Regions from separate parts of the Mus musculus genome. Here all the other regions are linked to region 2. The links are chromatin loops, found by intact Hi-C in ENCODE. Cell type or tissue: left cerebral cortex. All regions are shown on one strand.

Evidence for each region. Peaks named below come from ENCODE experiments on the same cell type or tissue, not always from the same donor. Only the 100,000 strongest peaks of a DNase experiment are listed, where the experiment ranks them.
Region 1: a loop joins it to region 2, with 3 times the contacts of the local background. A loop is called at or near these places in 25 of 42 quality-filtered maps.
Region 3: a loop joins it to region 2, with 7 times the contacts of the local background. A loop is called at or near these places in 18 of 42 quality-filtered maps.

The regions. Positions count from the first base shown.
Region 1 is chr11:20,912,617-20,915,116 of GRCm38, forward strand. The region is part of intron 1 of Gm46273 (a long non-coding RNA gene); the gene reads right to left. Among named protein-coding and RNA genes, the nearest start is that of Gm32293, 3.4 kb to the right of the region's middle. In left cerebral cortex, a CTCF peak has its summit at 1,532 (motif pointing left); DNase peaks (open chromatin) are centred at 1,527 and 1,793.
Region 2 is chr11:20,453,671-20,456,170 of GRCm38, forward strand. It overlaps Gm39606 (a long non-coding RNA gene), which reads left to right. Exons shown (of 2, transcript XR_872284.2): 2 at 1-2,365. Among named protein-coding and RNA genes, the nearest start is that of Gm39606, 1.8 kb to the left of the region's middle. In left cerebral cortex, a CTCF peak has its summit at 1,511 (motif pointing right); DNase peaks (open chromatin) are centred at 1,551 and 2,340; H3K4me3 peaks cover 1,014 bases.
Region 3 is chr11:20,741,581-20,744,080 of GRCm38, forward strand. It overlaps Gm46272 (predicted gene, 46272), which reads left to right. Exons shown (of 1, transcript NR_168691.1): 1 at 1-1,809. It also overlaps a transcript of Aftph not described here. Among named protein-coding and RNA genes, the nearest start is that of Aftph, 1.3 kb to the left of the region's middle. In left cerebral cortex, a CTCF peak has its summit at 1,230 (motif pointing left); DNase peaks (open chromatin) are centred at 126, 951 and 1,176; H3K4me3 peaks cover 1,518 bases; H3K27ac peaks cover 1,577 bases.

The DNA of each region.
Region 1 (2,500 bases), 460 kb after region 2:
CAAAGAAAATGGCTTTCTTCCTAGTGATCTGGTCTTTAAGAAGGCAAGGGAATATTAAAGTAAAACCCTTTCCAATATCTGGTGGTTGCAAGGACCTGTAATTTAACCACCAGTGTTAACAGGGCAGGCTGTCTGGGGAAAGATACATTCAGCTCCCAAAAGAGTCCTCTGAGGGCCTACTGTGTCTGAGACAGCTGGCTCCTCATTGTGTCCTCATGGTGGGAGAGGCTAGGAGCCTCCCCTCACACTTGTCCCCCAACTCTGCAAAGTCCAAAGTCTCTCACCACAGGAAATCCCATAGAGTAAGCGGTGAGGAAGAGAAGGCTGGGACTTTCTTATGAACAATTAGACTTCCTATACCCAGACAGACACTGCCAATGGAAACACTATTGGCCCAAACTGCCGTTAACCGCCTGATCTGGTGGGCATCATGAACAGCTTCATTTTAAACAGACATAAGCCCCAGCAGTGACAAGGAGGCCTGAGGGTGTCAATCACTTTATCTGCTCACTGACAGTGCCTGCAGGTGTGGAGAATGCTCCAGATGTAAGCAGGAAACTGCTTTGGAATCCATCAGCCCCAGCACTGAGCTCTCAAGGTTGGAAGAGGTGCTCAGAATTGAACTGGGGACAATGAGGTCCTGTGCTCCCCTGGAAGGGCAAGGCCTAGCATAAGAAGGCCTGAGGTCAGATTGTGCTGGCAGCTCTGACCCGGTGGGGACAGAAGACTCAGCTGTGCTCATAGAGGGATTCGCCTTTTTCTTTTCTTTCTCCTGCACCTCCTAAGGAAGAAAGTGTTTTTCTTCCTGCTCTTCAGGGGATGGCAGAAGTTGAAAAGGAATATATTTATAGCTGGTAGCGAACTTAGGGTCTCAGCATCAGGTCTAGTAACCTCCTTCCATGACCGCATCTGAAAAGGGTGGGGTGGGGAGCAGCAGAGGCACAAGGGAGGAGGGTGCCTTGAGCTGAGACAGTTTGCTGGGTAGTTCTCTATCATCTTGAAACAGATTAGCGTCATCCAAGAGAAGAGAACCTCAATTGAGAAATGCCTCCATAAGATCAGGTTAAAACAAGCTTGTAGGGCATGATCTTAATTAGTGATTGGTGGGGGAGGGCCCAGCCCACTGTGGGTGGGACACCCCTGAGCTGGTGGTCCTACGCTCTATAAGGAAGGGCTGAGCAAGCCATGAAGATCCAAGTCAGTAAGGGGCACCCCTTCGTGGCCTCTGCACCAGCTCCTGCCTCCAGGTTCCTGACCTGTTTTGAGTTCTGACTTCCTCTGAAATATGAACAGAAATATGGAAGGGTGGGCCAAATAAACCCTCTCCTCCCCCAGTTGCTTTGACCATGGTGTTTTATCACAGCAATAAGAAGCCTACCTACAACAGATAGGAAGTTGATTTATGTTTGTGGAATGGATTGAAGTAGCCCCCAAGTCTCTAGCAAGATTAGTACTTCTCTCAGAAAACAGAACCTCACAGGAAAAGGAAGTGTTTGACGGCTGGAAAACGCAAGGGTCTGGCGCCACCTAGTGTCTTTTCCTGCAAGGGGCTGTTCTGCCTACGATGAGAGACAAGAGTTTGGTGGGAGATGCTGAAAAGCCACAGTCCTGATATGTCTCAGACAAGGTTGTTGGTGGAGGGGAAGGAAGCAGGAGTGACTCAAACGTAATATTTAGAGTCCAAGTCTCAATAGATTGGCTCACACTAGAAAAAACAAACAAACAAACAACTTGGTGCAATTTGATGGCTCCCGTGTTTCTCATTTTCAACCCAGTTTTTTAGAGCTCTCAGAACCAGTACACGGGCTGTTTACAGATTCCTCAATCTGCTTGTCACCGACCCCCTCAAATCTTGACCGTCAGCTTCAATGATGCCAAGTTCTGGCTCAGCACCTGACTACCCTCTAACTTTAATGTTACAGCCTCTGTGTGCTGTTTCCTGTCATTAACTTATTTATCATTCAGAGAAATGGCTGCAGAGTGGCTATTAGTACCCTCCGTTCCACACATGAGAAAAACCAGTGCTGGGGAAGGGAGAAGGTATCTGACTGCCCCACATGACTACACACGCACGTGCATTTTTCAGGGGTGGGAAATACTGGTGTGTGTGTGTGTATATGTGTGTGTGTGTGTGGTGTGTCTTGGGACATATTCTCCTCAGATAAGAACTGCTGCAGGTGAACACATGTGCTGTGGAGCTCTGCAGGGTGTGAGGTGCATGCGGGTGTGGGGGAAGGATCGGTGTGAGGGTGTGAACATTGTAGAGCTCAGGGGGCACCCACTGTGCCCTTTCGTACCCCCCGCCCCCCGCACAAAGAAGTTTATCTTCTTCAAAATGGATTCCAAAACACAATACAACCTCCACACACCCCCTCACAGACCACACACACACACACACACACACACCCCACAAACCCAACCTCCACACACATCCCCGAAGACCACACACACACACACACACACACACACACACACACACACCAGTGTTTCCCACCCCTGA
Region 2 (2,500 bases):
CCTTTTGGTGTGAACCTTAGCCTTTAATGGCTGAACCATCTCTTTAGACTGCAGCTGCTGTCTTCCATAGCTCCTTTGTAGCAGGAGTTGAAGTGTCTTTGCTCAATCCCATGTCTGACTTGGCCTTGTGACTTAACCTCCCTGAATATGTAAGCATGTCTCAGTTCCAAGCCCGGGGTTCAAGAAGTCTTGTAGCTAGCTTTTGCACTTACATCTTTGGCAATGGAAAGAAGCCTGAGAGAGACCCAGGCTGTTGAATGGGGCACATGTGATCCAGTCACGGTTTCACCTTAGGTGACAGCCAAGCACCAGCCGTGTCCTGCCAGTTCACCACGTGACACATCAGCAAGCTGTAGCAGAGGCAGGCTGGAAGGCTCACCAGCTGGCCCGCAGACTCTGGAGCAAATAAATGTTTATTGTTTGAAGCTACAGTTTAAGCCAAGGGGCGGTGGCCTGATTGTGTGGCAATACAAAACTGATACAGCAGGAAAGCACACGAAAGAGAAGGAAGGTGTGAAGTTGGAGGTATTCCCACCAGGCATAAATGGAATAAAGAGGGACTCAGAGGGAAGGCAAGGAGAGCCTGCCTGAGTTCAGTGTGGAGTGGCCAGAGAAGAGAAATTCCAGATAGAGAGGAGGCTGAGAGCAATGAGCACCTGTTAACAGGGGAAGAGGGGCCTCAGCTAGCGGGGTGGCTGCATCCTGCCAGACTGAAGTACAAAAAAGAACTGAGAGAGCCCCCTACGGATCCCCTGGGGTCCTGAGTGCCATAGGAGAGGTCCAGACATGCCAGTGGGCAACTGCAGGCTCTGGACTGGGATGGGCATGTTAATAGTCTACATTTTAGTGACTGCGCGTGAGAAAGGCAGAGAAATGTGTAGGGGCCACAAGGGACAAGCACACTCAAAACCAGCAAGAAAATAGAAGGTGGCCAGAAGGTGGGGACCTTTAAATTGCACTGGTATTGTAAGTACAACGATGGTTAAACATGACTGTTAAATGTCACCATCCCAGAGCACAAGCATGGAGTCCAGGCTACTCCAGAGGATGCGGACGAAGGATTGCTTGAGAACACGATTTCAAGACCCCTAGGCAACATAGCAAGACTACCTGCATTTAAAAATAAACAAACAAACAAACAAACAAACAAACAAATAAATAACATCAAACTGTAGGTAACGGGTGGCACTGTGTCGGGAAGATTTCAGGGATTCATTGAAAATGGAAGGAGGAGCCCTGAAGGATGGCCCAACACTTAGGAGGCAGAAGCAGGTAGATCTCTGAGTTTGGGGCCATTTGGTGTTCTAGGACAGCCAGAGCTAAACACAGAAAGCCTGTCTTTATGAAGACCCCTTTCCTTTGTCCTTGGCGTTTCTCAGAACTTACTGGACACTTTCACTCCCTTCCCCAAGCTGTTGCAGTTTCTCCAAAAGCTTCAGGTTCCCCTGGCTCTGGCGCACAGCTCTCAGGCGTGCAGGGATTGCAAGGCCACGCTCTGCCTCCAGAGGGCGCTGCGCCGCCGCCTGGGGGAGCGACTGACCAGGGATATTGCAAGTGTGTTTGTATGTGTTCTTTAAATACGGCGCCTGCATCCCGGGCCCCTTCCCGATTACGTTTCTTATCCTGCTCGCATCTGTCTAGTGGAGAATTTAGCCGAGCCTGAGATGAGGCTAACTTCAGCGCAGGTGGGACGAGCAGGGTTTATGCAACAATGCAGAGCGGTTCCAGAACGCCCCCGGCTAGGGTGTCCCAGACCGAGTAGTACCAACAACCATAGGGAGGACCCTGTGGGGATCGCGACCCCAGAGCCTCACGGCTCGAAAGTCATAGAGACCTCAAGACCCAATGGCCTCTGGAAGCTCTCTGGAGATACCTTGGGAGTTTCCAATTGATAACTTGTTTCAGTTCTTAAAATAAAAACAAAGCCGGGCGTGGTGACGCTTGCCTTTAAACTCCGGAGGCAGAAGCAGGTAGATCGCGGAGTTTCAGGCCAGCCTGGTCTACGCAGCGAATTCCAACACAGCCAGGGCTACACAGAGAACCCCTGTCTCAGGTGCTCAGGCATGGGGACTGGAGGTTGGGGGTACGACCCCAAACCTAAGTAGCCCAGGGAGATGTCTCAGTCACTATTCCCCAGCAGGAAGCTGCGACACTTGGAGCCTTTGGGATTGGCAGAGTTAAAATCATATAACCCAGGATGCCGTGGACTCTTTTTTTTTTTTTCCAACCCCGACGACGATGGAATTTGGAATTGGGTAGAGGGGGCTGGGAAGGCAAGAAGCTGTGATCGGGATGCATCCTTAGGGTGGGGGTCTGGAGAAGTCGGTGTTCGGTCACTGGGTGAATAATAAAAGATGCAGCCCTGCCTGTGAGCAGTTTGTGTGATGTGTTCCGGAAAGATCTAAGTGTGGCAGAGGGTGAGAGCTGAGAGTTAGCAGGCTAACCCGTGTGTAAGAGTGCCTTCTGCGCGTTCAGCAATCCCTTAATTACCTAGGGAGAC
Region 3 (2,500 bases), 290 kb after region 2:
CCATCATGCAGCGGGGAACCGCTGCTGTCCATACGTCACTTCCGGGCGCAGGTGGCTAGGTCGGGGCCGGGCGCTGGTGGGTGCCGGGGTGGGGGAGGACACTCCAGGGGAATTAGTGTCACAGACTTCTTACTTCTGCGCAGGCGCCGTCGTGTGGAACGACGTTCGCCATTTTGGTTGCGGGCAAACGGTCTTTTTTCCGTACTCACTGAAGTGTGGGCTGGGGACGTCCTCCCTCCCCTCCCGACCCTCTGAGGCAGCGCTCCGGGCCACAGACCTGAGCTTCTCTCCGCCCAGTACTTTCCCGATGAGCCGGGGAGAGGGTTAAGTTCCGCCTTGGAATAAAACTGCAGACGTATGGAAATACGGAACCAGATCTCTGCTGAAAAACCGGCTGGACAACATTCAGCAGCTTGTCCTTTTTGCCCGGAATAAAAGACTTTCATTCCCTTCCCTTTTTATGTAAGCCAACAAAAGAGGAAGCTGTTATTTAACAAACGAGAAGTGATTGTCCTACTTAAGACGAGAAGTCAGCAGGCAAACTAACAAATGGTCTTCTACAAAAATCAGTCCAGAATTGTGTTGGTGTTTGGAGAAGATGATCATTTTCATACATCTTTCCAATCAACTTGTGCATTTGAGCGATTCTATACAATAGAGGTCATAAGAGGTTTTTGTTTCCATCGGTTCCTGAGCAATTGGTCTTTTTTTAATAACATCTCCCCGTCCTTTATTATGACTCTGTTAGAAACCATTCCACTGTAAAACTCAGACAAAGCTGCAGGATTTTTATTCCTGTCTCAGACGGTGAACCCTGGACTCTACCCTACAAACCCTGAGCCCTGCCGGGTTCTCTTTCTGCCCACGCTGAATTATTTAAAATAGTTCCCAAACCGCAAAGCTCAGCAGTAACCGAAAGGAACAAGGACTGAAAACACCCGTCATCTCAGAGAACTGTCTAGCCCTTTGACTGGAGGAATTACACACGTTGAAAAAGATAAGGACAATAGCAATTCATCATGGTTTATCCTGCCTCTGCAATGTTCTAGACAAATTAACTTGAAGAACTAAAATAGACCCTCATTTGTCTCCTCACAATTCAGTCATTGCAAGATAACAGAGACTGCATTGCTGCTTTGTGGTTATGCTGAATATTTTTGTTATTGGCCAGTCACTGAAGTGAGAAAAATCTATATGGCTTGTCAAATTTATTCCTTTTGTATTTCGCCCCCTGCTGGTGTAGCTCGTGTGCAAATTAAAAAAAAAAAGTATGTCACTGTAAAACATGTTTATTGTCTGAGAATGAAAGTAAAAAAAAATGCGTGTAAAACTGAAAATTAATTTATTTCAGACAAACATATGTTTGTTTTCACTTGATAAATCTACCAAATAAGTACTGACTAAGATCCGAAGGAAACGTTTGAATGATGATTTTCAAATAATTTAAACCAATCAAAAATGTTTAATATAGTGATTCTAAACATTAAAAGGAAACCGTGCAGTTTGGGAAAGTATCTTCCCGATTTCACAAATTATATGATTACCAAATGATTATCTTTGTTAGGTAAGTGAAGAGGCTAACTCTGTTTACTTAATTTTTTTTTTTTTAAATCCATGGAAGCTGAGTAGCTATTTGTTCAAATGACTTGGGAGCACAATCAACCTACCTGTAATTGGATACTCTTACATGTGATTATGACATTTGGCATCAAGAAAAGAAAAACGCCTGACCACTTCTAATTTTTTCTCCTATTCAGCCTTGTTAAACAACTGAAATCATAATAAATAGTAAAGTTTATACTTATATTACCCCTTTTAGTCAAATGTTACATTGTAGTGCTATTGTTTACCTCTTAGACACTCAAATTTCTTTGACCTCTAAAAGCTCTTCCAGGGGGGAGGCTCTGTGAATCATACCTTAAGTAGAGAAACCTGCATCACACACAACACAGAGGGAAAACCCCTGGTTTTCTACTTTTATTTTGAACCAGGTTCTCCTATAACCCAGGCTAGTTCTCAGCCTGTAAACTAAAGAGGATCTTGAACTGATCCCCTATCTCTACCACCCAAGTGCTGTGATTACAGGTATGTGTCACCATGTCCACTATTTTTAAATTTAATGAAGTAGATGAACTACCTCTACAATAAAGACTTTAGGAGCCCAAAGAAAGCAATAGGAGAAGACACTGGAAGATAGAAGCTCAATGCTTATTCACTGGAAGAATGAAGGAGTTTCACCCTGTTGCTGTACCTCAGGGACTTTCCAAGTTTTCTTTAGTGTCTGAAATCCAATCCCTGTCCCTTCCACTCTAAGGCTGCTCTCATGGCTGTCCCTTCTCTAAGTATTCACTAACAACAGAGCCCCCAGAAGACTGCTGGTGAAGTTCCCTGCTCTCTCTGGATGGATACTCTAACCATACCAATTCTCTTCCCTCTCAGAGCTCATAGTGAGCCTCACACTTCTGCACTTAAGCCTGGGATGCCAGCATTCCAGCATTTT